2 separate regions of the Homo sapiens genome follow, and region 1 is linked to region 2. Evidence: read pairs that join two places in POLR2A ChIA-PET (ENCODE). Cell type or tissue: B cell. All regions are shown on one strand. Each heading gives the region's core, and the rest is flanking DNA. Links, peaks and the distances in the headings are about the cores only.

Evidence for each region. ChIA-PET counts read pairs that join two places held together with the same protein. Peaks named below come from ENCODE experiments on the same cell type or tissue, not always from the same donor. Only the 100,000 strongest peaks of a DNase experiment are listed, where the experiment ranks them.
Region 1: POLR2A ChIA-PET joins it to region 2 with 7 read pairs; 2 of 35 experiments call an interaction of 5 or more read pairs at or near these places.

The regions. Positions count from the first base shown.
Region 1 is chr19:1,077,972-1,088,461 of GRCh38, reverse strand. ARHGAP45 (Rho GTPase activating protein 45) reads right to left here. Exons shown (of 23, transcript NM_012292.5): 11 at 10,417-10,490; 12 at 8,622-8,759; 13 at 8,344-8,534; 14 at 8,083-8,207; 15 at 7,915-7,998; 16 at 7,676-7,780; 17 at 7,398-7,570; 18 at 6,724-6,912; 19 at 6,501-6,638; 20 at 5,396-5,622; 21 at 5,109-5,319; 22 at 4,116-4,224; 23 at 1,834-2,802. The coding sequence ends at 2,456. POLR2E (RNA polymerase II, I and III subunit E) reads left to right here. Exons shown (of 8, transcript NM_002695.5): 8 at 1-1,888. Among named protein-coding and RNA genes, the nearest start is that of POLR2E, 12 kb to the left of the region's middle. RefSeq lists enhancers at 2,073-2,572, 5,562-5,731, 6,196-7,071, a cis regulatory region at 5,646 and a silencer at 5,906-6,395. In B cell, for the core only: no CTCF peak of the experiment used is centred there; a DNase peak (open chromatin) is centred at 6,151; H3K27ac peaks cover 1,970 bases.
Region 2 is chr19:939,467-954,965 of GRCh38, reverse strand. All of the region lies in intron 3 of ARID3A (AT-rich interaction domain 3A), which reads right to left. Among named protein-coding and RNA genes, the nearest start is that of ARID3A, 21 kb to the right of the region's middle. RefSeq lists silencers at 1,008-1,216, 5,520-5,899, 13,790-14,069, 14,130-14,249 and enhancers at 1,198-1,899, 1,900-2,601, 7,084-7,483, 7,564-7,623, 7,168-7,667 and 1 more. In B cell, for the core only: a CTCF peak has its summit at 7,790 (motif pointing right); DNase peaks (open chromatin) are centred at 5,158, 5,575, 7,085 and 7,625; H3K4me3 peaks cover 1,039 bases; H3K27ac peaks cover 3,052 bases.

The sequences.
Region 1 (10,490 bases), core at 3,236-8,235, 130 kb before region 2:
GGTCTTCACCCAGACCACGCTGGGTCCCCTCTGTTGGGGGTTTGGGGTCCGGGTCTCCCACCAGCCACTGCTTCCTCCTGGGCCCTCGGCCTTCCACCCCTCGTCTTCCCTCCCTCGGGGGCCCTGATGCGTGGCGGCCCCCGCCCGGCCTCGGCTCTTTACTCCATTCACAGCCATGCACGCGCTCAAGCCACCAGGGTGCGAGATGCCAGCTCTGGAGTTCTCGGTTGTTGTAGGAGGTTGGGTGTTTTCAAATGGTAAAGATGTTTTGAGCAAATAAATTTGCTTGATACAGAAACCAGGCCGACTAACAAGGTTTCCAGCAGGTGGCCTTGCCTCACCCCAAGCACACGAGGTCAGCCTGGCAGGTGTGCCCTCCTCGCGCTGGCTTCAGGGGTCAGTGTCTCCCCAGGCCCTCGCCCTGCCCTCCCACTTCGTGCTCCTGGGTAAGGCGTGAGCGTGTCTGTCTCTTCCCTTCCCGTGAGGGTGTGGAGTTGTTCTCTGGCTTGTGCAGCTGTGGTTTGCGGCCAGTTCCTCTTACAGACGTTTGGGATCTGGCTCTACTTCCCCGTTTGCTTACTGTCTGATTTCAGAAGGCCTCGCCTGCCCAAGTTTAACCTAGCCACGTGGTTCTCTCACAGTAGCTTTATTAAGATGTAATTCACCCTCGGGCGGTCGGTGGTCTGTAACGCGCCCACTGTTCTGTGCAGCAGGGTCCCCAGATCCCCAGGCCGCGGACTGTGTGTGTGATGGGGACAGTGCTTCCCCTTCTCTCCAAATGTACTTTTTTCAAAATTGTCTTGGCCAAAGCAAGCCAGACCCAAAGGGACAAACACTGATGTCACTCCTAGGAGGTCACTAGAGTCGTCAGAGACTGGAAGTAGGATGGGGGTTCCCGGGACTGGGGAGTTGGGTGGGGATGGGGGTTCCCAGGGCTGGGGAGGAGGGAGGGGACAGAGTGTGTCATGTGCACAGTTTTAGTTTGGGAAGATGAGAAAATTCTGGAGGTGGCCGGGCGCGGTGGCTCACGCCTGTAATCCCAGCACTTTGGGAGGCCGAGGTGGGCGGATCACCTGAGGTCGGGAGTTCGAGACCAGCCTGACCAACATGGCAAAATCCCATCACTGCAAAAAATACAAAAATTACCTGGGCGTGGTGGTGCATGCCTGTAATCCCAGCTACTTGGGAGCTAAGGCAGGAGAATCACTTGAACCCAGGAAGTGGAGGATCGCTTGAGCTCAGGAGTTAAAAGACCAGCCCGGGCAACACAGAGAAACCCCCCACCTCTACAAAAAACTTTAAGATTACCTGGGCACAGTGGCTCACACCTGTAATCCCAACACTTTGGGAGGCTGAGGCGGGAGGATCATTTGAGCCCAGGAGGCCGAGGCTGCAGTGAGCTACGATTGTGCTCCTGTACTCCAGCCTGGGCCACAGGGTCACACCCTGTCTCAAAAAAAAAAAAAAATGCAGTTCCACAGGCGCATGGGCCACGTTTCCAGTGCTTGGTGGCCATGTGGGGCTGACGTGCGAAACCTTAGAGCCGGGGGATACGTCCGTCATCGAGAACGTTTTCCTGGACTGCCCTGGGCTGCAGGTGGACGTGACGAGGTCATTCGATGCCTGACCGTCTGCACAGCCTGTGGTGAAGACCACCCGGGCTCCCACCTCGCGGGGCCCCGTGGCGGGGGGTTCCCTTCCTCACACATCCCTCCCCTAGGGGGAGGCCCAGGGCCACGCCACGGGGCTCTCTCTGTCCCCTCCCTGGCCCCTTCTTCTAAGCTTGCAGCTGCCACAGAAAATCTTCTAAGCTTGCAGCTGCCACAGAAAACACCCGATTAAAAACTTTTTATTTCAGCAAAATAAACGTGCCTGTGAAAGAACCACACGGTGGCTTCCGAGAGACCCCACTGTGTACCTGAGCCCCAGGTGGCCACACCTGGTGTTCTGGAAAAGGGAGTCCAGGGCCAGTATTCAGGCCCTGCTGTACTGCACCCTGGAAACTGCACCAAACCCCAGCTCCGCCCCCATCCACGGCTCCCAGAATGGTTTCTGGAGTCCCTGCAACAGACCTGTGAGGAGAGGGCAGGGCAGGGCCTGCCTCCTGCGTCCCCGTGATGACCTGGGGGATGCACTGGGCAGGGACAGCTTCCTCCATCCACACAGCCCTGTGGGCACCAACAAGGCCACTGTGACTTCACACGACAGCAGTGTTCCCCAGCTCAGCTGAGCCGGGGTGCAGGGGACAGCACAGGGCACAGTCCTGTGCCGCAAGGCCCTCGTGCTCCTGGAAGCCTCTGGGAGGAGGCGCCCGCTGGTGGGACGTCGAAGTCCAGGCGCTCTCGGCAGCGACCCCAGGACGGCGCACCTAAGCTATGCCGTGGTGCAGGGGACGTGCTGGAGGGACAGGAGCAGGCAAGAGAGAAGCCACCTGTGGTCCCAGCCCCACCCCAGCTCACACGAATTCCGGCTGCCTTTCCCTGCAGGAGCCCAGTGTCATCCGCCCGCCACGGAGCCTCATGGGGGGCAGTGGGGCCTGCAGCACGTTGTTGGACTGGTTGGTGTTGAATCCTGAGAGCTGCTGGGCCGGGCCGTCCTCGTCCCCGTCCCCGTCCTCCCGGGCTGTGGCCTCCAGCTGCTCCTCACTGCCGCTGTGGCTGCCAGAAGCCACCTCTAGGCTGGCCTCGCTCTGCTGCTGCTCCAGGAAGCTGAGGTGGCCCAGGGCACTGGCCTCCGATGAGGACAGCAGCTCGGAGGCCTCCTCTAGGTCCGAGTCCGAATCGTTGGACACAACTCGGGATTCTAAGAAAGGGAGACAGATGGCGGGGGGAGACAGACAGGAGAGATGGAGGAGAGACAAGGGGAGGGACAGACAGGAGAGATGGGGAGAGACAGGAGAGGGGGGAGAGAGATGGAGAGACAGGAGAGATGGGGAGAGACAGGAGAGATGGAGGAGAGACAAGGGGAGGGACAGACAGATGGAGAGACATGGCGGGGAGGAGGAGAGAGAGACAAGGGGAGAAACGGAAGGAGAGAGGTGTTGATAGGGTCTGGCTCTGTGTCCCCACCCAAACCTCATCTTGTAGCTCCCATAATTCCCACGTGTTGTGGGAGGGAGCTGGTGGAGGATGGTTGAATCCTGGAGGTGCGTCTTTCCTGGGCTGTTCTCATGATAGTACGTGGGTTTCACAAGATCTGATGGTCTAAAAACTGGAGTTTCCGGACACAAGCTCTCCCTTTGCCTGCCACCATCCATGCAAGATGTGACTTGCTCCTCTTTGCTTTCTGCCATGATTGTGAGGCCTCCCCAGCTACATGGAACTGTAACTCCATTAAACCTCTTTCTTTTGTAAATTGCCCAGTCTCAGGTATTTCTTTTTGAGACAGAGTCTCTCTCTCTTGCCCGGGCTGGAGTGCAGTGCCATGATCTTGGCTCAGTGCAACCTCTGCCTCCCCGGTTCAAGTGATTCTCCTGCTTCAGCCTCCTGAGTAGCTGGGATTACAGGTGCCCTCCACCACACCTGTCTAATTTTTGTATTTTTAGTAGAGATGGGATTTCACCATGTTGGTCAGGCTGGTCTTGAACTCCTAACCTCAAGTGATCTGCCTTGTCCTCCCAAAGTGCGAGGATTACAGGCGTGAGCCACCGTGCCCAGCCTCAGGTATTTATTTATCAGCAGTGTGAAGACAGACAACACAGGTGTCCCATAACTAGATGCGGCACTCGGCCAGCTGCCTCTGACAGGTGGTGCTGGCCCCACGTGGGTCAAACTCCCAGCCCCACGCCCTTCTCTAGAAAAACGGGCTCCTGCAGGAAAGGCACTTAGCCTGACCTGGTGCACCTGGAGCCTCACAAGGCATCAGCCCCACGTTCACGTTACTGGTTTCTGAGTGCGGGGTAGGCACCTCAAAAGGCACTGCCTTGCCTGTTTTTGCAGCCGGTTAAAGGACACTGAATGAGTAGCTCATAGGTGTGGTCTCCGTGGCAGACGAAATCCACAGAATGTGCAGCACCGTGGACCCTGCCACGTGTGTACAACTAGGTCATGGCACCTGCGCCCATGGGTGGCACACGCCAGCCTCCCTTGGGGCCGTTCGGGCAGCCACACACTCACCTCTGCACCCGTCCGCCGCCGCCTCCTGCAGCGGGTAGACCACCGCCTCGCCCGCCTCCAGGTACGGCACCTGGACGACTACCTCAGCTCGCTGGTTGGATGACTCGTCCTGCAAGTGCAGAACGGAAGTCATAGAGGGGCCGGGGCTCCATTTTCCATGTTATAAATTAACAAACCCACCCACACAGCCCGTAACAGCTACTGACACCCGCTGTTGCCCAGGCGGTCTGTCCTCAGCCAAGAGCAAACCCGAGAAACCGCAGCCCCTAAACACCCAGGGAAGATGGATTGAAAGAATACGAGACGCCGCGTGCAGTGGCTCACACCTGTAATCCCAGCACTTCAGGAGGCCAAGGGGGGTGCGGATCACTTGAGGTCAGCAGTTCGAGACCAGCCTGGCCAACAAAGTGAAACCCCATCTCTGTTAAAAATACAAAAATTAGCCGGGTGTGGTGGCCGGCGCCTGTAGTCCCAGCTACGCGGGAGACTGAGGCAGGAGAATCGCTTGAACCTGGGAAGCGGAGGTTGTGGTGGGCTGAGATCGCCCCATTGCACTTCAGCCTGGGCAGCAGGAGCGAAACTACAACTCCCAGAAAAGAAAATCTGAAGCGGGGAATTGACCTCGCGGCGGAGTGCAGTGGCAGCTCGGGCAGGCTGTGGACACCGGGCCAGCGTGGAGCTTGTGGCTGCAGGCAGCACCGGGATGGGAAACGGGGAAGGAAGCTGGGGGTGAAGGGTGAGGCCCAAGGCCAGCCCCAAGGGAGAGTGGAGGGGCGGCCGCAGAGCCTTTGCACCTCTGCCAGATTCAATGCAGACCTCGCTGAGTTTTTTGCATAAAAGACACAAAAAGACAGTGGCCTCCCGAACAGCCCTGTCCAAACCAAATTATCTCCCTGTGGTTCCTTGGGCTTCATCCGACAACGACTGTCCCCAGCAGCGCCCCCTGCTCCCCAAGCCCCGAGTGGCCAGCCCCGGTCAGGCCCACACCCTCACCTGGCCCCCGGGGGTCTCCTCCGGCTCCTCCTCGAAGACCAGGCCGTAGTGGACGATGAGAGTCTCGATGACGCGGGCCTGATGGGGATAATCCACCAGGGAGGAGAGGGACACGGTGGCCTCGGTGGGCCGTGGCCGAAGCAGCGTGGGCCCGAACACGATGCCCAGGTTCCCGGGGGTCATCTTGTTGTCCTGCTCCACCTCCACGATCCTGCGGGGTGGGCAGGGGCCAGGTGCTGAGCGGCTCCCGGGACCCCGCGCCCTCCACTCCATATGCCGGGACTCACCTGCGTAGGTGACGCAGCAGGTACTGCAGCGAGGCCCGGTTCTCAGGCGGCAGGTCCCGCAGGAGCTCCCGCAGCCGACCTGCCAGGGCCACCGCCACTGCCTCGCTCTCCGAGCCGTCCTGCCGGCCCCGGGACGCCGCCTTGGCCTCGGCCTCTGCCTTCAGGCTGTCCTTGGCCAGCCCTACGAGCTCGTGGTAGAGGCGGAAGGAGATGAGCGGCTCGGGAAGCTGCGCAGAGTCAAGGGTCAGCAGGTGTTGGTGGGCCTGGCCCAGCCCCCACGTGTGCCTGCCACGCCCCCAGCCTCAGCCCCACCCCCACAGAGCACTGGCCACACCCCACCGAGCTCGGGTTCCACCCAGAGCGGCGTCAGTCCCCTTTCCCAGCCCAGCGTGAGCCCTGCCCCTCCTACCCGGGCCACGCCCGCAGCTCCACTCCCTTTCTCGCTCTGGCCACGCGCGCCCCGCCCTGCAGGTACCCTAACGAGCTCCGGCTCCACTCAGCATAGTCTGACCCCTTCCCAACCACCTGCGAAGTGCTGGTCCCACTCCCATCCCAGCCCAGCTCCGCCCTTCCCCAGACATGACCACGCCCCTAGCCCCAGTCCCGCCCTTCCCCGGGGATGACCACGCCCCTGGCCCCAGCCTCGCCCCACCAAGCCCAGGCCCCACCGCCAGCCCCGCACTTGTCTAGCCTCAGCCCCGCCCCTAGCCTCATACGGGTCCCTGCCAAGCGCTGAACACGCCCATCTTGCTCTGGCCACGCCCCACCGAGCCCCGGCCCCGGCCCCGCCCCCGCACAGCGTCAGGTGTGCCTCTGCCGTGGCCACACCCCTGCCACGTGCTGACCAAGCCCCACCCCGCCCCTCCTGTCCCTGTCCGTGCCTCGGCGCAGAACTGGCCCCGCCTCGCTCCTACCGTGACCACGCCCCCAGCCTCAGCCCTGCCCTGCCAGGCACTGTCCCGCCCACCCTGTCCTCCCCAGGCCCCCGCTTGCGCCAGTCCTGCTCCAGCTCAGTCCTGCTCCAGCTCCCGGACCCCCACCCCGCCTCCTCCTGCCTGGCTACGCCCCTTCCAGGCTCTGCCTGGCCACCACCGGTGGGTCTCACCTGACGCAGGTAGAGCTTGAGGACGTTGCTGATGTCGTGGGGCGAGGCCTGCGACAGCTCGACCAGCTCCTTGCCGTTCTCGAAGGCCTGGCACAGCTTCTCCACGCGTGTCTTTACCCCATTGACCCGGTAGATGCCCTGCGGGAGCCCGGGGGTGGGGAGGCCCATCAGCCTCGGCCCACTCCCGCCTCCTCGCTGTGAGCCGCTTCCTCCCCCGCCTCACCTTGGTGCGCAGCGCCCGCCGCTCGATCTCGCAGACGCACTTCTTGACGATGAAGGGCACGCCGTCGGGGGCGCTGCGGGCCGCGTGGCTGAAGTCCTGGCCGAACAGCTGCAGGCGGCCTTGCAGCTTCTTGTGCCCGCACTGTATGGCCAGCGTCTCCAGACATTTCTTGTGGCAGGCCAGGCAGCACTGGGGGCGGCCAGAGTGAGTGAGCCCAGCCCCGGGGCGCCCAGCTCAGCGCAGCCCCCAGCGGCTCCACCCCACCTCCCCGGGGCGCTCACAGCCCCCACACGGCAGCTTCTGCAAACACAAGCTGGACAGTGGCTCGTGGCTTCCACCCCAGGGGTGATCCCGCCTGCCCTGTGGCCTCCTCTCCTTCCCGCCCCTTGGTTTTCTGGACACAGCTCCAGGGCCTTTGCCCTCCAGGTCTTCTGGCCACAGCCCCAGGACTCTTCACCCTCCAGGTCTGCCCCCTGCCTCGCTGCCTCAGAGAGCCAACCCTGCTCCCCAGAACTAAAAGAGCCCACCCCACCCCCTCCGTTCGCTTCCTTCCAAAGGCGTCCGACTGCTCCCTGCTCTGGGCCGGACATTCCTGAGGGCACACAGGCCGGCGGTGCTGGGCACCCCAAAGGCTCCCGAAGGCTCCCAGCTGTCCGTCGGGGCGTCCCACTCACCTCTTCACACTCAGCACCCTGGAAGTAGACGTAGCTGTTGCACTCGCGGCACTTGGCGGGCGTGCGGAGCTTCCGGAGCCGGTGAGTACGGGCCGCCTTGGACAGCCCCTCGTGGCGGAACGGTCCACTGGGCACGGCCACCGGCAGCTCGGGGGTCATGCCGTTGAGGTCAGCTGCGGGCAGCACAGGCAGCCGGTGTCACCAAGGCAGCTCAGGGCCAGGCCCATGGACTGTGTCCAAACCCCCCTCTCTCTCCAGCCCCGTCAGGGGACCCTCACCCTGCTCAAAGGCTGAAGCCCCGGCTCCACCGTCTGGGTCCACCAGCTCCTCCGTGGACGACATGGTACCACTGGATGACGTCCGCTCGAACTTCTTAAAGTCCCCTGGGCGGGAATCAGGACTGTTCAGACTCCCCCAGCCAGGGGGGCCCCCTCCATCACCCCGGTGGGTGATGAAACCCTGAGGCTCAGGAGAGGAGGCAGCTCCACACCCCAGCCCGCCAGAGAGCCTCCCTCACCTGCGCCAGGGCCGGGGTCCAGCCCACTGTCCGAGTCTGAGATCGAGAGCGGCCATGACTTGTGAACCTGGTGTCCTCGCCCGGCTGGAGAAAGAGGCGTCTCTGGTGAAGGGCCAGGGTGGGTCGCAGGGAGCCAGCGTCCGCCCCTGGGCCCCGCCGGACACTCACCCCTGTGGTCCTTGGCAGGTGTGCCCTCAGTGCACCCGCCTTCTTCTGGGGGGCTCCCGGCAGCCTCCGGCCGCGCCACATCACTCACGTTGAAGCTGCTCTTCCGGGCACGCATGACGGGGGACCTAGTGGAAGAAACCGGGAAAAGGAGGGGAGGTGATGGGGGGCAAGACAGCTTCATCTTCATGCCCCCGACAGAGGGAAGCCCGGCTCCCAGGCAGGGCCTTGTGCGCCGGGGACAGGGCAGCTGGGTGGCGGTACCAGGCGTTGGCGGAGACGTGGGGCTCAAAGTCGTAGTGCACATCGGGCTCCTGGTCCCGCTGCAGCTGGCGCACGTGGGAGGCGTACTGCTGGCCTGGGTCATACAGCTTGCTGCTCTCACACAGCATCTGGAAGTGCACGGGCAGCGGCGCCGTCTGCATATGCATCATCTGGTAGTAGGAGATCGTGGCCTGCGGGCGGCACCGGAGAGCGGAGGGGTCAGGAGGAGGCCGCCCGGTCCACCATCCCCGCCCGGGCGGCCGGAGCACCCCACGCACCGACTTGATGGTTTGGTCGCTCTGCCGGATGACCTCCTGGATCTGCCGCAGCGCCGTCACCTTGGTATCCTCCAGCTCCTGCTTCTGCGTCTTCGCGTCGGCCACGCAGGTGCGGTAGGTGGCCATAGCTTCCTCCGCCTGCGGTGGGGGCGGGGCGCACAGAGAGAGGCCTCAGCCCGGGGTGCAGGACTCAGACAGAAACCTCAGGGAGGCGGGGCTGACGCCTGTCATCCCAGCGCCTCGGGAGGCCACAGTGGGAGACTTGCTTGAGGCCAGGAGTTCGAGACCAGCCTGAGCAACATGGTGAGACCCTCCCCATCTTTTTTTTTTTTTTTTTGAGATGGAGTCTTGCTCTGTAGGCCAGGCTGGAGTGCAGTGGTACGATCTCAGCTCACTGCAACCTCCACCTACCGGGTTCAAGCAATTCTGCCTCAGCCTCCCAAGTAACGGATTACAGGTGCCCCCCACCCACCATACCCGGTTAATTTTTTGTAATTTTAGTAGAGATACAGGGGTTTCACCATGTTGCCCAGGCTGGTTTCGAACTCCTGGCCTCATATGATCTGCCCGTCTCAGCCTCCCAAAGGGCTGGGATTACAGGTGTGAGCCACCACACTCAGCCTGAGACCCCCATCTTTATAAAGAATTTTTTTTTTTTTTTGAGACAGAGTCTCGTTCTGTCGCCCAGGCTGGAGTGCAGTGGCGCGATCTCGGCTCACTGCAAGCTCCACCTCCCGGGTTCATGCCATTTTCCTGCCTCAGCCTCCCGAGTAGCTGGGACTACAGGCGCCCACCACTACGCCCAGCTAATTTTTTGTATTTTTAGTAGAGACGGGGTTTCACCCTGTTAGCCAGGATGGTCTTGATCTCCTGACCTTGTGATCCACCTGCCTCGGCCTCCCAAAGTGCTGGGATTACAGGCGTGAGCCACTGCGCCCGGCCAAGAATTTTTTTAAATTAGCTGGGTGTGGCGGCACACGCCTGTGGTCCCAGCTACTCTAGAGGCTGAGGCGAGAAGATTGCTTGAGCCCAGGAGGTAGAGGCTGCAGTGAGCCATGATCACGTCACTGCACTCCAGCCTGGGTGACAGAACAAGACACTGTCTCAAAAATAATAATAATTTAAAAATCGGGGCCGGGCGCGGTGGCTCATGCCTGTAATCCCAGCACTTTGGGAGGCCGAAGTGGGTGGATCATGAGGTCAGGAGTTTGAGACCAACCTGGCCAAGATGGTGAAACTCTGTGTCTACTAAAAATACAAAAAAATTAGCTGGGCTTGGTGGCAGGGTGGCTGAGGCAGAGAACTGTGTGAACCTGGGAGGCGGAGGTTGCAGTGAGATCTCACCACTGCACTCCAGCCTGGGCAACAGAATGAGACTCTGTCTCCAAAAAACAAATTGGCCGGGCGCAGTGGCTCATGCCTATAATCCCAGCACTTTGGGAGGCCGAGGTGGACGGATCACGAGGTCAGGAGATCGAGACCATCCTGGCTAACACAGTGAAACCCCGTCTCTACTAAAAATACAAAAAATTAGCCAGGCGTGGTGGCGGGCGCCTGTAGTCCCAGCTACTCGGGAGGCTGAGGCAGGAGAATGGCGTGAACCCGGGAGGCGGAGCTTGCAGTGAGCCGAGACTGTGCCACTGCACTCCAGCCTGGGCGACAGAGCAAGACTCCGTCTCAAAAACAAACAAAAAAACAAAAAAACAAAAACAAAGGTCTGGAGGTAGTAAATGTCACACCAAGCATTGGATCTCCTCCTCCAGGGACCTCCAGCCCTGCCTCCACCCGCCCTCACCTTGTTCTTGGCCTCCTCCTCCAGCCGCCGCCGCTTGTCCAGGGTCTTGGTGGCCGTGCTGCCTGCTCCCGGCG
Region 2 (15,499 bases), core at 3,972-8,971:
CCCAGGGGCTGAGGGCCGAGATAAGCGGCCCGCACTCCCCTCCACGCCGCCTGACCTCCCTGGGGCCTGCTCTGATCACGGGAGGGGTCGGGTGTGAAGTTCTGAAGGTGCCCCTCCGCTGAGACCCCCACCGCCCCCCATCAGCCCCGAGCGGCCGCCTTCGCCCCGGCTGTTCCTCCCGTCTGCGAGGCCTTCTCAGCCCCTTCCCTTCGTCTGGGTCCCCTGTGGTCATTCCCTCCCTGGAGGGGAGCCCCCCGTCCTCCCAGGACCGATATCACCTCCGCAGATGCTCTGCTCCCACCCACCTTTACCGACCACCGGCCTCACGGGGTTTCTGGCTCACGGCCCCCCTTGGACCCCCAGCCCTCGCATGGCCCCAGCTGTGTGGATTCACGCATTTGTCTCTCGTCTGTCTGCCCTGGAACATGCGGAATTCTTATCTTGTTGCCAGCATCCAAAATCGGGCACACAGCAGTTGCCTAATAAATGCATGTTAAATGAACTTGCTTTCTCAGTGCGATGCCAAGAAAATGCGGGGCCACAGGGCAGGCCTGGGGGTCTTTCCCTGAGGGGGTCCCCTCCCCTCTGTCCACTTCCTGCTGTGGGGGATGGAAGGTGTGGACCCCTAATTACCAAGGCTGGGCCCATCGTCTCCCCTTCCCAGCACCACCTGCTTCGGAGAAGGGGAAACCGAGGCACAGAGCGCGTGGAGCCAAGCCACCTCCAGGTCCCCCGGCCGCCCCTCCTGCCAGACCCTTCCCCACTCAGCAGTTGGGTGGGGTGGGGGGTTTTTCACAGACATCTGAGCATGACCCTCCCTCGGCCACAGCCTCCCAGGGCCCCCCAGCACCCTCCTGGCCCCTCCCTGCCCTCTCCTGCTCCCTCCGCCCCGGCCTTGAGCTGCCCTATTTAGGGACAGGGTCTCGCTCTGTCACTCAGGCTGGAGTGCAGTGGTGAGACCCTAGCTCACTGCAGCCTCCACCTCCCACCTCGGTCTCCTGAGCCAATGAGACCACAGGCAGGCACCACCACGCTCGGCTAATTTTTGTATTTCTATAGAGACAAGGTCTTGCTATATTGCTCAGGCTGGTCTCAAACTCCTGGCCTTAAGTGATCCTCCTGCCTCAGCCTCCCACAGCGCTGGGATTACAGGCAGGAGCCCCCAGACCCAGCCTTGGCGTCTTTCTATGTAAAACGCACAGGCCCCCACCCCAGGGCCTCCGCGGCGCTGTTCCTTCTGCCTGGAATGCAGCTCCCGGGTCCCCGCTCGGCTCCTGCCTTCCCGCCCAAACGTCGCCTTCTGACAGAGCCCCCTCCACAGCCCCCCTCAGCCTCTGACCCCTTCATTCCTCTTTGGTTTTCTTCCCAGAAGGTTGCACGCCCGAGCCCCGTTACACGGATCTGCAAGACACACTCCGTGGCTCTGGGGATGGAGGGAAGACGCTGTGGCCCCCGACCCTGACACTCCCCCGGCTCTGCACGGGGGGGGGTGTGGGAGGCCTGGGGGGGTGGGAGGTGCCGCCCCCACCTGATGAGGACCGGGCCCCTCTGGAGGGGGCACCTGTGAGGAGAGAGGGTGGCGGGGCTCGGGTGGTGGCGCCGGTGGGGGAGGGGAGGAAAAAGTGAGATAACCGCCACCCCCCAGCCCTGGAAGGGCAAACAGGAAATTCTTGTTTGTGGCGAAACGTTGATGATTTTCTCCACCCCACCTCCCAGAGAAACGACAGCTCCGAGGGGGTCAGTGGAGTCTGCTGGCGGACAGGGTGCAAGATAAGTCCCAGGGCCACCTGGGAGTGGGGAGGGGGTTCCCCGGCTGCCCGGACCACCCCTAGAACCAGGGAGTTCAGCCCCGGCTCAGGACTCCCCTCCCCAGCCCACCGGCTCTGGGAGGTGGGAGGAAGGTCAGAAAAAGACCCCAGAGGTTTGCAGAAAATCCAAGGAAAGGGTTGGCCAGGACAGAAGAGGGTGGCCGGGGCCAGCACATGCGGCCCCTCCCCCAGCAGTGCCCAAGGTCACAGGTGGGCAGTGCCCAAGGTCACAGGGGGGCTATGGTTTCCCCACTCAGTCCCCAGGCAGGCCCCACCTGGGCACTCCCACCAGGTCCCAGCAGCTGCGGGGGGCCCAGGGCGGTGTCCTTGGGCCCAGAGGCCCAGGCTGTAAAGAAACCGCCTGTCTGCAGGGCCCCCTGGGAGAACCTTTGCCCCCCAGGCCCCCTCCAGTCTCCCAGGAGGCTCCAAAGTCCATGAGGCCCCACCTGGGGATGAGGCCACGGCAGGGGTGGGAGGGGTGCAGGAGCTGGGAGGCACCTGGTCAGCTGCAGCCCTTCAGACGCTCTCTTTGGCCACAGAATTCAGGGAAATCCAAGAAAGAATCCAAGTGTCTAGCGTTTGGGGACTGCCGAGCCCTGAGCCTCCAGGAGGGTTGGCCTGACTGAGCCTCCAGGAGGGTTGGCCCGAGACTTGGCAGAGAGATGTCAGAAGAAGAGAAATTTTCTTTCCTTTTTTTTTTTTTTTTTTTTTTTTTTGAGACAGGGTCTCGCTCTGTGGCCCAGGCTGGAGTGCACTGGCACGATCACAGCTCACTGCAGCCTCAGCCTCTCAGGCTCAAGTGATCCTCCTGCCTCAGCCTCTGGAGTAGTTGGGACCCCAGGCACACACCACCATGCCCAGTTTTAACTTTTTTTTGTAGAGATGGGGTCTTGCTATGTTGCCCAGGCTGGGTACAAACTCCTGGGCTCAAGTGATCCTCCCTCCTCGGCCTCCCAGAGTGCTGGGATTCTGGGCATGAACCACCACGCCCAGCCTGAGACACTTTGTTTTTGTTTTGAGACCGAGTCTCGCTCTGTCGCTCAGGCTGGAGTACAGTGGTGTGACCTCAGCTCACTGCAACCTCCGCCTCCCGGGTTCAAACGATTCTCCTGCCCCAGCCTCCCAAGTAGGTGGGATTACCGGCACGTGCCACCACACCTGGCTAATTTTTTTTTTAAATTTTTTGCAGAGACGGGGTTTCACCATGTTGGCCAAGCTGGTCTTGAACTCCTGACCTCAGGCCATCCTCCCGCCTCTGCCTCTCGAAGTGCTGGGATTCTGGGTATGAGCCACTGTGCCCAGCCTGAGAAATGTTCTAAAAGGCACGTTTTTGCACTGTCCAATATGGCTTCTGGGAAACTGAAGAAGTATGTTTTCCTCTAAGGCCAGATATAGGTCTGCGGATGCTCAGAAGCAGCAGCAATAGATCTGAGTCAGCAGCCGCCCCCTCCGGGCAGCAGCCTGAGCCTCCCAGGCGCCCACGCACCCAGCGGGGCTGAAGGGTCAGAGGGAAAAAGAGAATTCATCCAACAGCCAGGCCCACCCAGACCAGCCGGGGAACTCTGAGGTTTGGTTCTTTAGTCTACGTTGTTTTTTTTCCTTTTTTTGAGACAGGGTCTTACTCTGTCGCCCAGGCTGGAGTGCAGTGATGCAGTCATAGCTCACTGCAGCCTCCTGGGCTCAAGTGATCCTCCCACCTCAGCCTCCCGATTAGGTGGGACCACAGGCACCTGCCACCACTCCTGGCTAATTTTTGTATTTTTAGTAGAGATGGGGTTTCACACCATGTTGGCCAGGCTGGTCTTGAACTCCTGACCTTGTGATCCGCCCGCCTCGGCCTCCCAAAGTGCTGGGATTACAGGCATGAGCCACCGCGCCTGGCCTTAAAAGATCTTATAAAAGGCTGGGTGTGGTGGCTCACGCCTGTAATCCCAGCACGTTGGGAGGCCAAGGCAGAAGGATCACTTGAGCCCAGGAGTTTGAGATCAGCCTCAGCAACACAGCGAGACCCCGTCTCTTCTTTAAGAAAGAATCCTGGCCGGGCATAGTGGCTCACGCCTGTAATCCCAGCACTTAGGGAGGCTGAGGCGGGCGGATCACCTGAGGTCAGGAGTTTGAGACCAGCCTGACCAACATGGAGAAACCCCATCTCTATCAAAAATACAAAATAGGCCAGGCGTGGTGGTGCATGCCCGTAACCCCAGCTACTCAAGAGGCTGAGGCAGGAGAATAGTTTGAACCCGGGAGGCAGAGGTTGTGGTGAGCTGAGATCGTGCCATTGCACTCCAGCCTGGGAAACAAGAGTGAAACTCCACCTCAAAAAAAAAACAAAATAAAGAACTAATTCACTGTGACTCCTACAACCAAAGTTAAACTGAAAGAGCTGCTTTTTATCTCCCAAATCCCCATGAAGCAGCCAGGATGGTAAATGAGATGCCCTCTCCTTCCAGCAGCCTCCAAGGTCGGAGGGACCAAGGGGCTTGGAAGTCAAGACCAAGATCAAACCAGGTCTCTCCCCTGCTCCACGGTCAACCGTGGCTCCCTACTGCTCCCAGAAGAAAGCCCAACTCCCTGCCTGCCTGCCGGTCCCCACGCGCGCCTCCACATGGCTACAGCCATCTGTACACACCTGGCTGCTCCCCCTGAACCCCTCTTTCCCTGAGTGGGCCCCTCTCACTCCTGCAGCAGCAGGCGGCCTGTGCTAACCCTCAGCACCTTCCCGGGCTCAGGCTGGGTGCTCATCCATTCACTCTGGGGACGGCCTCATCCATCCATTCCCTCTGGGGACGGCCTCATCCATCCGTTCCCTCTGGGGACGGCCTCATCCATCCGTTCCCTCTGGGGACGGCCTCATCCATCCGTTCCCTCTGGGGACGGCCTCATCCATCCGTTCCCTCTGGGGACGGCCTCATCCATCCGTTCCCTCTGGGGACGGCCTCATCCATCCGTTCCCTCTGGGGACGGCCTCATCCATCCGTTCACTCTGGGGACGGCCTCATCCATCCGTTCACTCTGGGGACGGCCTCATCCATCCGTTCACTCTGGGGACGGCCTCATCCATCCGTTCACTCTGGGGACGGCCTCATCCATCCGTTCACTCTGGGGACGGCCTCATCCATCCGTTCACTCTGGGGACGGCCTCTTTGCATCTTTCCTGCCTACCTCCCACCCATCAAGGCAAAATCTAGCCCAGATGCGGTGACTCACACCTGTCATCCCAGCACTTTGGGAGGCCGAGGTGGGCAGATCACCTGAGGTCAGGAGTCCCAGCCTGGCCAACATGGAGAAACCCCGTCTCTACTAAAAATACAAAAATTAGCCGGGCGTGGTGGTGAACCCCTGTAATTCCAGCTACTCAGGAGGCTGAGGTGGGAGAATCACTTGAACCTGAGAGGCAGAGATTGCGTGAGCTCAGATCGCACCACTGCACTCCAGCCTGGGCGACAGAGCGAGACTCCATCTCAAAAAAAAAAAAAAAAAAGACAGAATCAGGGTCTGTGGGGCACAGTGGCGGGAATCCAGCAGGCATCCACTGGAGGGAGGGGAAAGGCCAGGGGCGGCGGCTCCTGCCTATAATCCCAGCACTTTGGGAGGCCGAGGCAGGAGGATGGCTTGAGGCCAGGAGTTGGAGGAAGAAGGAAAAGAAAGAGGCCGTAAGAAGCTTTCCTTCCTCCAATGCTGGTGTCCCCTTTCCGGCCCCTCTCTGAAGCCCCACTCCTGGCAGCTCCCATCCACTGACAGCACCCCCAGCCCCCCACCCCCTCCCGGAGGCCTGATGATCCTGCTATCTGGCACGGCGGAGGCCCGGGGCAGAGGCTGAGATGACTCAGCACCTGCGGCTGCTGCTCCCCAGGTGGGCAGGGTCCCTGGGGGCCTTGGCACCTCCCCCTCCACACAGGCACCCACGCCGCCGCTGGGAGGGGTGGGCAGGGCGGGACCCAGCACTGCCTCCCCACACCCCTGGGGCCCTGCTCTGCATTTGGGGAACTGAGGCAGGGAGGGGTCCACACCTCTCTGGTAACCAGGTTTGCAGAGTACCAGCAACCTGCAAAGCCCTTCACTTGTCCACAGTCCGGAGAGGCGGGAAGGAGGCGGCCAGAGTGCACCCCCGCAGCCACATCACTGCTGTAGACTCCAGGATGGCCACGCGCGGTGGCTCATGCCTGTAATCCCATAATCCCAGTACTTTGGGAGGCCGAGGCGGGCGGATCACCTGAGGTCAGGAGTTTGAGACCAGCCCGGCCAACATGGCAAAACCCTGTCTCTACTAAAATACAAAAATTAGCCGGGCGTGGTGGCGCACGCCTGTAGTCCCAGCTACTCGGGAGGCTGAGGCAGGAGAATCACTTGAATCCGGGAGGCGGAGGTTGCAGTGAGCTGAGATCGTGCCACTGCACTCCAGCCTGGGCGACAGAGTGAAACTTTGTCTCAAAAAAAAAAAAAAAAAAAAAAAAAGACTCCAGGCCTCATCCCTCGTCCCCTCCCCACAGAGTCCAGAGGCCAGGAATGAACAGCTGGACAGATGAGGCAGGAATGAAGAAGGAATGAAGACGGAGCAGAGCCTGGGGCTGCAGGCGGGAGGAGGGCACGGGGGGCAGGAGGACCTGGAGGACCTGGAGTCTCGCGCCCCAGTCTGCCCATTCTCCGGGCCTCAGTTTACCCATGGTGGGGGTGGGGCCGAAGCCATCAAGAAGCGGAAGCTGGCGCTGTGGCCCCGCAGGACCGCGGCCCCGGGAGGCCGGGGGATTTTGAATCTCGCTGTTTTTCCCGTCCCGGAAACTCCCAGGACTGACAGAGGCAGCAGAGCTGAGCGTGGACCACAGGGCCAGCCACACGGGGCTGTCAGTCCACAGCGTTTCTGCCAGGACAGGGCACTCTGCAGCCATTATTGAGCACCTCCTGTGTGTCCTGGACTATCTTGTATGCTGGGGAGATGCAGTGTCCAAAAAGGGCCCGGACTTCCCGGTTCAGGGAGCAGGAGGAAGAGGTCAGCTGGGGCGGGTGGGCTGTGAAGGGAAACACCAGGGGACAGGCGGCCCCGACCGACCTGGACTGATGGGTCGGGGGAGGGCAGGGTCACCCACACCCAGCAGGCGCTTACTTAGCTAGCGTCTGCTGTGTGACCTCAGGCCCTTCCCCGCCCTCTCTGGGCTCTGCCTGGCCATGGGTTGCTCCTCGTGCACCTGACCAGCCGGGGGGCTCCCCCGCCTGCCTAAGCCACGAGGTCCTTTCAATTCCCGTCAGCACAGCCAGGCCTCGGCGGATGCAGATGCTGAGAGCCCCGCCGGGCGTGGGGAAATTGGGGAAGTGATTCTGGGCAGGGCCGAACATCTGCCGGCTCCACTCCCCCGGCCCTGATGGGCCCCGAGTCCCCTCTCTGGAAATACACAGCGCCGCACCCACGGGGCGGATATTAATAACACTCTCCAGAAATGACAATGAAGCGCGGCCCGGGAAGCTGGCGTGGTGAAGGTGCTTCTCTGTGGATTTCCAGATCACGAGATTCCGGGGGAGCTTGCTGACGCCAGACCCTCCTCATTCTCCCGTGACGGGCCCTTCGTGCGATCGCCACCCTGGCACCTCGGTCTTCTCATCTGTGAAACGGTCCCGGGGCATCTGGGTGGGGGCTGAGACATGGATGGGGGAGTCCCTTGCTCAGGGAGGAGACGCTGACCGGCCGCCAGCCCGTTTCACAGTTGGGGAAACTGAGGCCCACGAGTCCAGGACGGCAGCGACAGGCCTGGTGCTGAGATGTGGCCGGGGTGGGATCAGCTGACAGGCACTTCCAGAAAGTTGGTGCAGAGGAGGCAGGAGGCAGCCCCATGGCGGCGAGATATGACGTGGAAATCTGGGGCCCGCAGTCCCTAATAGAGTCTCCGCCGAGGGCACTGGCCTTAAGCAGCCCCTCTATCTGCCAGGAAACCCGTTTCACAGATGCAGACACAGACACAGATCTGGGCTGACGGCAGGGGGTGCCCCAGGCCACACACAGACACACCCCACCCCACGGTGCCCAGCAATGGGGGGCACCCAGCAAACATTTCAATGCAGAATCTCAGTGTGGGCTGGGCACAGTGGCTCCCACCTTTGATCCCAGCACTGTGGGAGGCCGAGGTGGGCAGACTGCTCGAGCCCAGGAGTTTGAGACCCGCCTGGGCAATATGACAAAACCCTGTTTTTACAAAAAAAAAAAAAAAAATTAGCCAGGCATAGTGGCGCACCTGTAATCCCAGCTACTCAGGGGGCTGAGGCAGGAGGATCACGTGAGCCCAGGAGCTCGAGGCTGCAGTGAGCCGAGATGACATCACTGCACTCCAGCCTGGGCAACAGAGGGAGACCCTGTCACACACACACACACACAAACAAACAAACAGAATTTTAGTTTTGAAGCCTTTGGGATTAAAGAAAGAAAACATTAGCCGGGGACGGTGGCTCACGCCTGTAATCCCAGCACTTTGGGAGGCCGAGGCAGGCGGATCACTTGAGGTCAGGAGCTTGAGACCAGCCTGGCCAACATGGTGAAACCCCATCTCTACTAAAAATACAAAAATTAGCCGGGCATGGTGGCGGGCGCCTGTAGTCCCAGCTACTCGGGAGGCTGAGGCAGGAAAATGGCGTGAACCCGGGAGGCGGAGCTTGCAGTGAGCCAAGACCGCGACACCGCACTCTAGCCTGGGAGACAGTGAGACTCCGTCTCAAAAAAAAAAAAAAAAAAAAAGATTCAAAAAATTAGCCGGGCGTGGTGGTGCACGCTTGTAATCCCAGCTACTCGGGAGGCTAAGGCAGGAGAATCGCTTGAACCCGGGAGGCGGAGCTTGCAGTGAGCCAAGATCGCACCACTGCACTCCAGCCTGGGTGACAAAGCAAGACTCTGTCTCATAAATAAATACATAAATAAATAAATAAAAAGGAAAAAGTAAAAGTAAAAAAAACAAAAAAATAAAAATGAAATACCCAGTGTTCTCCTCCCCCAGGCAGTGACGAACCTGCCACTCCACGCGGCCGGGGCGTTCTGTACAGGGTCCCCGCCCCCCAGACCGGCCAGCCCACCCACAATACGCCCTCATGCTCCCACCTGGACGCCGGGCCCCTGCCTCCGCGAGCCTCATTTTTCCCTGCTGAGAAATGGGCTCGGAGTAACCGCAGGGTCCAAGCACTTTGCCCAGAGCTGGGCACTCAGCAATTAACTCCGTCCTGGGGTTCCCTGCAGACGGGACCTGGACGGTCCCAGAAAGCCTCAGAAGTGTCATGCCCAGCAGGAGTGTCCATTTGGAAAGAGGCACCTGGTGGGAGACTGCGGTCCCATCACTCCCAGCCCAGGTTCTCTGAACAGAAACGCAGCCCAGCACCAGCAGCAGGAGCCGGGCAGTGCAAGGGGCCAGAACACGCCTGCCCCGGCCATGTCGACGCCGTCCCCACAATGGGACACGGGCCTGCCTGGAGTCCGGGCCCAAAGACGGCTGCAGGAAGGAAGGGGCTGCTTCCACCTCCCACCCTAGAGTCAAGAGGAAGGGCCCTCCCTGGTGGGCTCAGGGTCCGGGGTCCCTTGGGGTACACCTGGCCGGAGCTTCTGCCAGACCCCAGGCTGAGGGCAGGACAGGAACTGCCCCTACCATGGGCAGCAGCCTCGGAGGAGTCACTCAAGGCTCTGCCCGCTCCAGGGACACCCCACCATCCCACCCGCTGCAGGGAGCAGACGGAGGTGGGCTGGGGCCGCCCTGGACACCTCCCCGCTAGGGAGCAGACGGAGGTGGGCTGGGTCAGGCAGCAGGGGCCATGCCACACGCCGTCCCCTCTCTACAGGAGTTACAGGAGAAACCTGGTGAACCGTAAAGGCCAAGGATGAAAACAAAGTCACAAGAGCTGCACTCCTTCTGATACCATCCCCGTCTTACGGGCGGGGAAACTGAGGCCGAGAGGAGGAGGTCACAGGCACCAGGCCCAGGTCGGGCAGAGCTGGGATCTCTGCATGTTGGTGTGCCCAGGCTCTCTCCCCCCAGGTGGCATTAAAGCAATGAATAACCACAGAGGTGATCTGTCTAGTTCTTCCCCAAGAACCAGGTCCAAGGGCCCCCACGAGATGGGCATGTGGCCAACTGAGGGGTGGGGGCAGTGGCTGGGCAGGGCGCCAGCTAGGGCAGAGACGCCCAGCCACTCCCGGAAAAATGGCCGTCAGGGAAGAATTACAGGGCGACGTGGTGGAAGGGACGGGGCGGGTGGCAGAGACAGGGAGAGGGGAGAGGAGAAAGAAGAGATGGAGACAGAGAGCGACCGCAGGACCCAGGGACATCCCGGCTCCCCTAAGAGCTCAGGAGTTCAGCCTGGGCAACGCAGCAAGACCCTGTCTCCAAAAAATAAAATGAAGTTAGCCGGGTGTGGTGGCGAGTGTCTGTGGTCCCAGCTACTCAGGAGGCTGACACGGGAAGATCACCGGAGCCCGGGAGGTCGAGGCTGCAGTGAGCTATGACTGCACCGCGGCACTCCAGCCTGGGTGACAGCACGAGACCCTGTCTCAAAATCCACCCCCGAAAACCAGACAATGAAGGAGGTTCAGCCAGGCTGGCAGTCGGGCCCTCCCAGGGCCGGGGTCGGGGGTCCTGGGTGGGGGACGCTCACTTGCCCGGAAGACCCACATTTGTAGCAGTGAGCGTGGTGCCCCTGAGATGGGTCAAGGTTTGGGGGCATCGACCGAAGCAACGGGGCTGAGGCCGTGGCAGACACAAACCATGGCCGTGTGGGACCGCCCCCACCGACACTCCTACCCAGACAGGCCTCCGTGCAGCCACACAGCCAGACACTCCCACGCAGACACACACACACACACACACACACCCCCTGGACGCGCCCCTGCAGCCAGACACACGGGGAGCAGACACGCCTGGGAGATAACGGCGAGACAGGCCCGCCCTCCACCGCGCTGCCGACGTCAGGACTCCAGTGCCGGCGGCAGGAGCTTCTGCTTCATGCACGGCTGTGTCCCCAGTACGCAGGCAGGCTGGCATACAGCAGGTGCCCCGTAAGTGCCCATGAGAGGGTCAGGCTGGCATACAGCAGGTACCCTGTAGGTGCCCATGAGAGGGTCGGGCTGGCATACAGATGCCCCGTAAGTGCCCATGAGAGGGTCAGGCTGGCATACAACAGGTGCCCCATAAGTGCCCATGAGAGGGTCGGGCTGGCATACAGCAGGTGCCCCGTAAGTGCCCATGAGAGGGTCGGGCTGGCATACAGCAGGTGCCCCGTAAGTGCCCATGAGAGGGTCGGGCTGGCATACAGCAGGTGCTCCGTAAGTGCCCATGAAAGGGTCGGGCTCAGACACATGTGTGCCCAGGGAGGCACAGCCTGGTGTTTCTGCCCTAACCTTGCCCAGGGCACGGTGCCACGTCAGCAGAGGTTTCTTCTCTCCACAAGTCTGACATCAGCGTGTCACTGGGGCTCCAGGGGAGGGTCCTTCCCTCCTCTCCCAGCTTCTGGGGGCTCCAGGTGTCCTTGGCTTGTGGCCACATCGCTCCAGCCTCTGCCTCTGTCTCCACACAGCTATCTCCCTACGTGTCCGTGTCCAAATTTCTCTTTTTTCTTTTCTTTTTTTTTTTGAGACAGAGTCTCGCTCTGTCACCCAGGCTGGAGTGTAGTGGTGCGATCTCAGCTCACTGCAGCCTCCGCCTCCTGGGTTCAAACAATTCTCCTGCCTCAGCTTCCCAAGTAGCTGGGATTACAGGCACCCGCCACCACGCCCGGCTAATTTTGTATTTTTAGTAGAGACGGGGTTTCACCATGTTGGTCAGGCTGGTCTCAAACTTCTGACCACAGGTGATCCGCCCTCCTCGGCCTCCCAAAGTGCTGGGATTACAGGCATGAGACACTGCGCGCCCGTCCTTTTTTTTTTTTTTTTCTTTTTTTGACACAGGGTCCTGCCCTGTCGCCCAGTCTGGAGTGCAGTCGTGCCACTATAGCTCACTACAGCCTCGACTTCCTGGGCTCAAGCAATCCTCCTGCCTTAGCCTCCAGAGTAGCTGGGACCACAGGCACGCACCACCACACCCAGCTAATTTGTGTAGAGACAGGGGTCTCACTCTGTTGCTGAGGCTGGTCTCAAGCTCCTGGGCTCAAGCGAAACTCCCGTCTTGGCCTTCCAAAGCGCGGGGATCACAGGTGTGACCTCCCCCTTAGAGGACAACCGACCGGCATGGGATTTGGGGCCACCGTACGCTGCAGGACCTCACTGAAACTAACATCTTCAGAGACCCTATTTCCAAATGCAGTCCCATCTTGAGGTTCTGGGTGGACGTGAGTTTTGGGCGATGCCATCCAATCCAGACGGGGCTCCTCCCGGAAGGCGGGTTCTTACTTGCTCTCACGTTCTCCGTCTCTGAGGGTGGCAGAGGAGGCTGCTGGGCATGGAATCTGGGCACTATGTCCAGCGTGGCTTCTGGACATGGGGCCTGGGTCCCCAGGGAGCTCACTTCCTGAGCCTGGCCAGAACCAGGGCCTGCGGGGCAGTGGGAGGGGCGGCCTCCACCTACTCCCTGCCCACCCACCTGTGCCCACGGACCCCCAGCCCAGCCCTGACCAAGGGGCAAGGCTGCATATCCCGGCGCTTGGGCCTTCAATGGCCAGATTAGTCAGCGTTTAACCCTGTGACCCCCAATTGTCCTCTGGCCATGTGCAGCCGGCAGAGCGGAGAAGAGGCGGTCCGCACCCGCCCCCCGTGTGCCACCCACCAGGTCGGCACCGCAGCGGCTCCCGGCCCGGCTCCCGGCGGCCAGTGGAGAGGACCTTGAGTCAAGCGTCCCTCGTGGGTGACGCCCCTGGGTGCCACCGCCGGGCAGCTGCGGGGGCCATGTCGCCACCGCCCCAGTCAGGATCGACAGTCAGGTAATTTGGGCCATCGAAGGGACCTGGACTTCAGCCCTTTGTGTCCAGCAGGGAAACTGAGGCAAGAGTGGACAGGGCTCTGCCGGCAGCTCCTCGGGGTCGGAGAGGGTGGGGGTGCACCCCCAGCGGCCCTGTCCATAGCTCGGTGGCCACTGGGGCTCCATCATCGGCTAGGCTGGCTCCAGAGCCCATGGCGGGCAGGGGAGGCGCTGATCTGTGCCCCGCGGCCGACGCGCGCTGCTGACCAAGACAGACAGCGCCACTCTCTAGCAGCCCCGGGGGTCTAATGGTTAATAGGCCCCACCGCGACCTCATGCTTCAGGGTCCAGCACGAGGCTCCCAAATGCTCAGGCACACAGGAAGGTCGTCTGTCACGGGCACACGTGCGCACACGTGGCGAGCCCAAGCAGGCACGCTTTTGGACACACACTCTCCAGCCTCGACGTGCACACACACATACGCTTGCAGCCACCCCTGACACACACACACACACACACACACACACAGCCACATCCACACAAAACACAAGAGACCAGTCCGGCACAGCAGCTCACGCCTGTAATCCCAGCACTTTCAGAGACCGAGGCGGGAGGATCACTTGAGCCCAGGAGTTTGAGACCAGGCTGGGCAACATGATGGCAAGACCCCATCTTTATAGTTAAAAAAATGCACACACAGGAGATCATCACCCCAACATAGACATTCACAAAGGACGTCAGGGCAGACACACGTCTGGACACACTCACCAACAGGTCCACGCAAAACAGGGACGTGGGAAGTTTGCCACGTCACTCGGCACACAGAGACCTAAACGAACACCGTGGTGCTGGCTGGGGACACGCAGGCGGGCGCGTGAGGTGCCGCTGGCTGGGTGCACACAGCCCCACACACGAGACCCACAGAATCCAGCAGGTGCCCGGTGGGCAGAGGCCTTGGAGGGTCCGAAGATGCTGTGTCTGGAGCAAGATTCCCTCCCAGGCAGGGTCCCACGAGACAGGACCCACGAGCCGCCCGGCCACAGCCCCAGCGTGCACACTCGCACGCACGCCACGGCGGCTCACCACGCCCATTCCCCCGCCCAGGCACCACGCGGGGACACTCTCTGCCTGCGGGCACCGCTCCCTCGGGCTGCCGCGTGTGTTATTAGAAAGCATGGGGCGGGGCCGGCGCTTGGCAGCAGCCACCAGGGTGGGACGCCGGCGGTGGGCGTGGGGCCAGGCCGCGGCGGCGGTGACCCCGCGGCGGTGACCCGACGGCCAGGCGGTGGCGCAGGGGCCAGATAAGGCTCTTCCGGCTGAGTCAGCGACGCTCCTGGCACGGGCACGGGCCGGGGCACAGTGCCAGGGGCTGGCGGGCACCCACCCACCCCTCGCCCGCCAGGGCCCAGCTGGCCCGGCGCCAGCAGCCACAGTGGCTTTGATGAGGCGGGCGCTGCCCCGGTGGGGAGGACCAGGTGCCCAGGGGGCTTCCCGACAGCCCTCCCGGCGGCTCACGTGCAGCCGGGGCTCCCGGAGGCCCAGGAAGACGCCGGCACCAGGGCTGGCGGCCGAGGGCCTGGCTCGGGGCTCTCTTGACAAACACACTCTGTCTCAAACACAGCCGCTGCCTCTGTGTGCTCGGAACCTGCTGCCTGACCTCTGGGCAAAGGCCCCAGCTGCACCATCTGCCTAGAGCACCCGCCTGTGCTGGGAAAATTCTCCTCCTTCTCCTTCTTCTCAGGCCCCAGAAGCCCAGCTGCAGTGTTGGCCTCTTCTACTCCTGCCTGGACCAAGGGTGCCTCCGTTCTGTCTCCAAAACAGGCTCCAGAAGGGTCCTCCCAGCCTCCTTCTCCCAGCTCCAAACCCTGCCAAGTGCCCTCAAGCTCTGCCCACCCCTCCTGCTACACCGAGAGCTTGACTGACCCGCGGCCCAGGACGGCTGTAAATGCGGCCCAGTGCAAACGCGTACATTTCTTAGCGCACGATGAGAGTTTTTTTGCAATTTTTTTTGGCTCATCAGGTATCATTAGTGTTACTGTATTTTACATGTGGTCCAAGACAATTCTTCTTCTTCCAATGTAGCCCAGGGAAGCCAAAAAGTTGGCCACCCTGGCCCCACACATTACGCTCCAGTCACAGTGATCCCAGAGGCAGGCCCTGCCCTGCTGTGGCTCGCTAACAAACTCTTACACATCCTGCAAAGCCCCAGCCCCAATGCCCCTTCCTCTTGGCAGCCTCCCCCTCAATCCCCTCTAGCCCAGCCCTGACCCCTCGAGGGATGTGGGGAAGCCCAGCAGCGCCCCTAAGCCTCAGTCTGAAATGGACGTGGCGAGGCCACGGCAGACCCCAGTGCTACCTTCACATCCAGCTCTGTCTCCCACCAGTCTGGGGGTCTCCGGGGCACGACGAAGAAAACGTGTTGCCGATTCTCCCAGAGCCCTGGCAATTCCAGCTCCCCACCTCCTCCCCACACTGCTCCAAGCAACTCTCACGCCCCGAAGATGTTCGTTACAGTATTGCTTACAACAGGGAAATGACCGAGGGAAGTGTGTGGACGTGGGGGTGTCCAGCGCCACGAGGGGAACGTCCATACAGCTGAAAAGAACCAGGTGGCTCGGAACATCCCAATTACGACGCGAACGCACCCAAGATAAACAGCTCCTCGAAGGCAGCGGCGGGAGGAACCTCCCGACCTGCCCGGAAGATCACACGTTAGATACCTCCCAGGTCACATTCCTGGGTGTGAGTGGGCAGAGAAAGGCCTGGAGAACATGCGGCTCATGCCCTAGAGGTCAAGGGAGGGACTCGGGGCTCCCTGTAAACGTTCCATTTTCTTCCTCT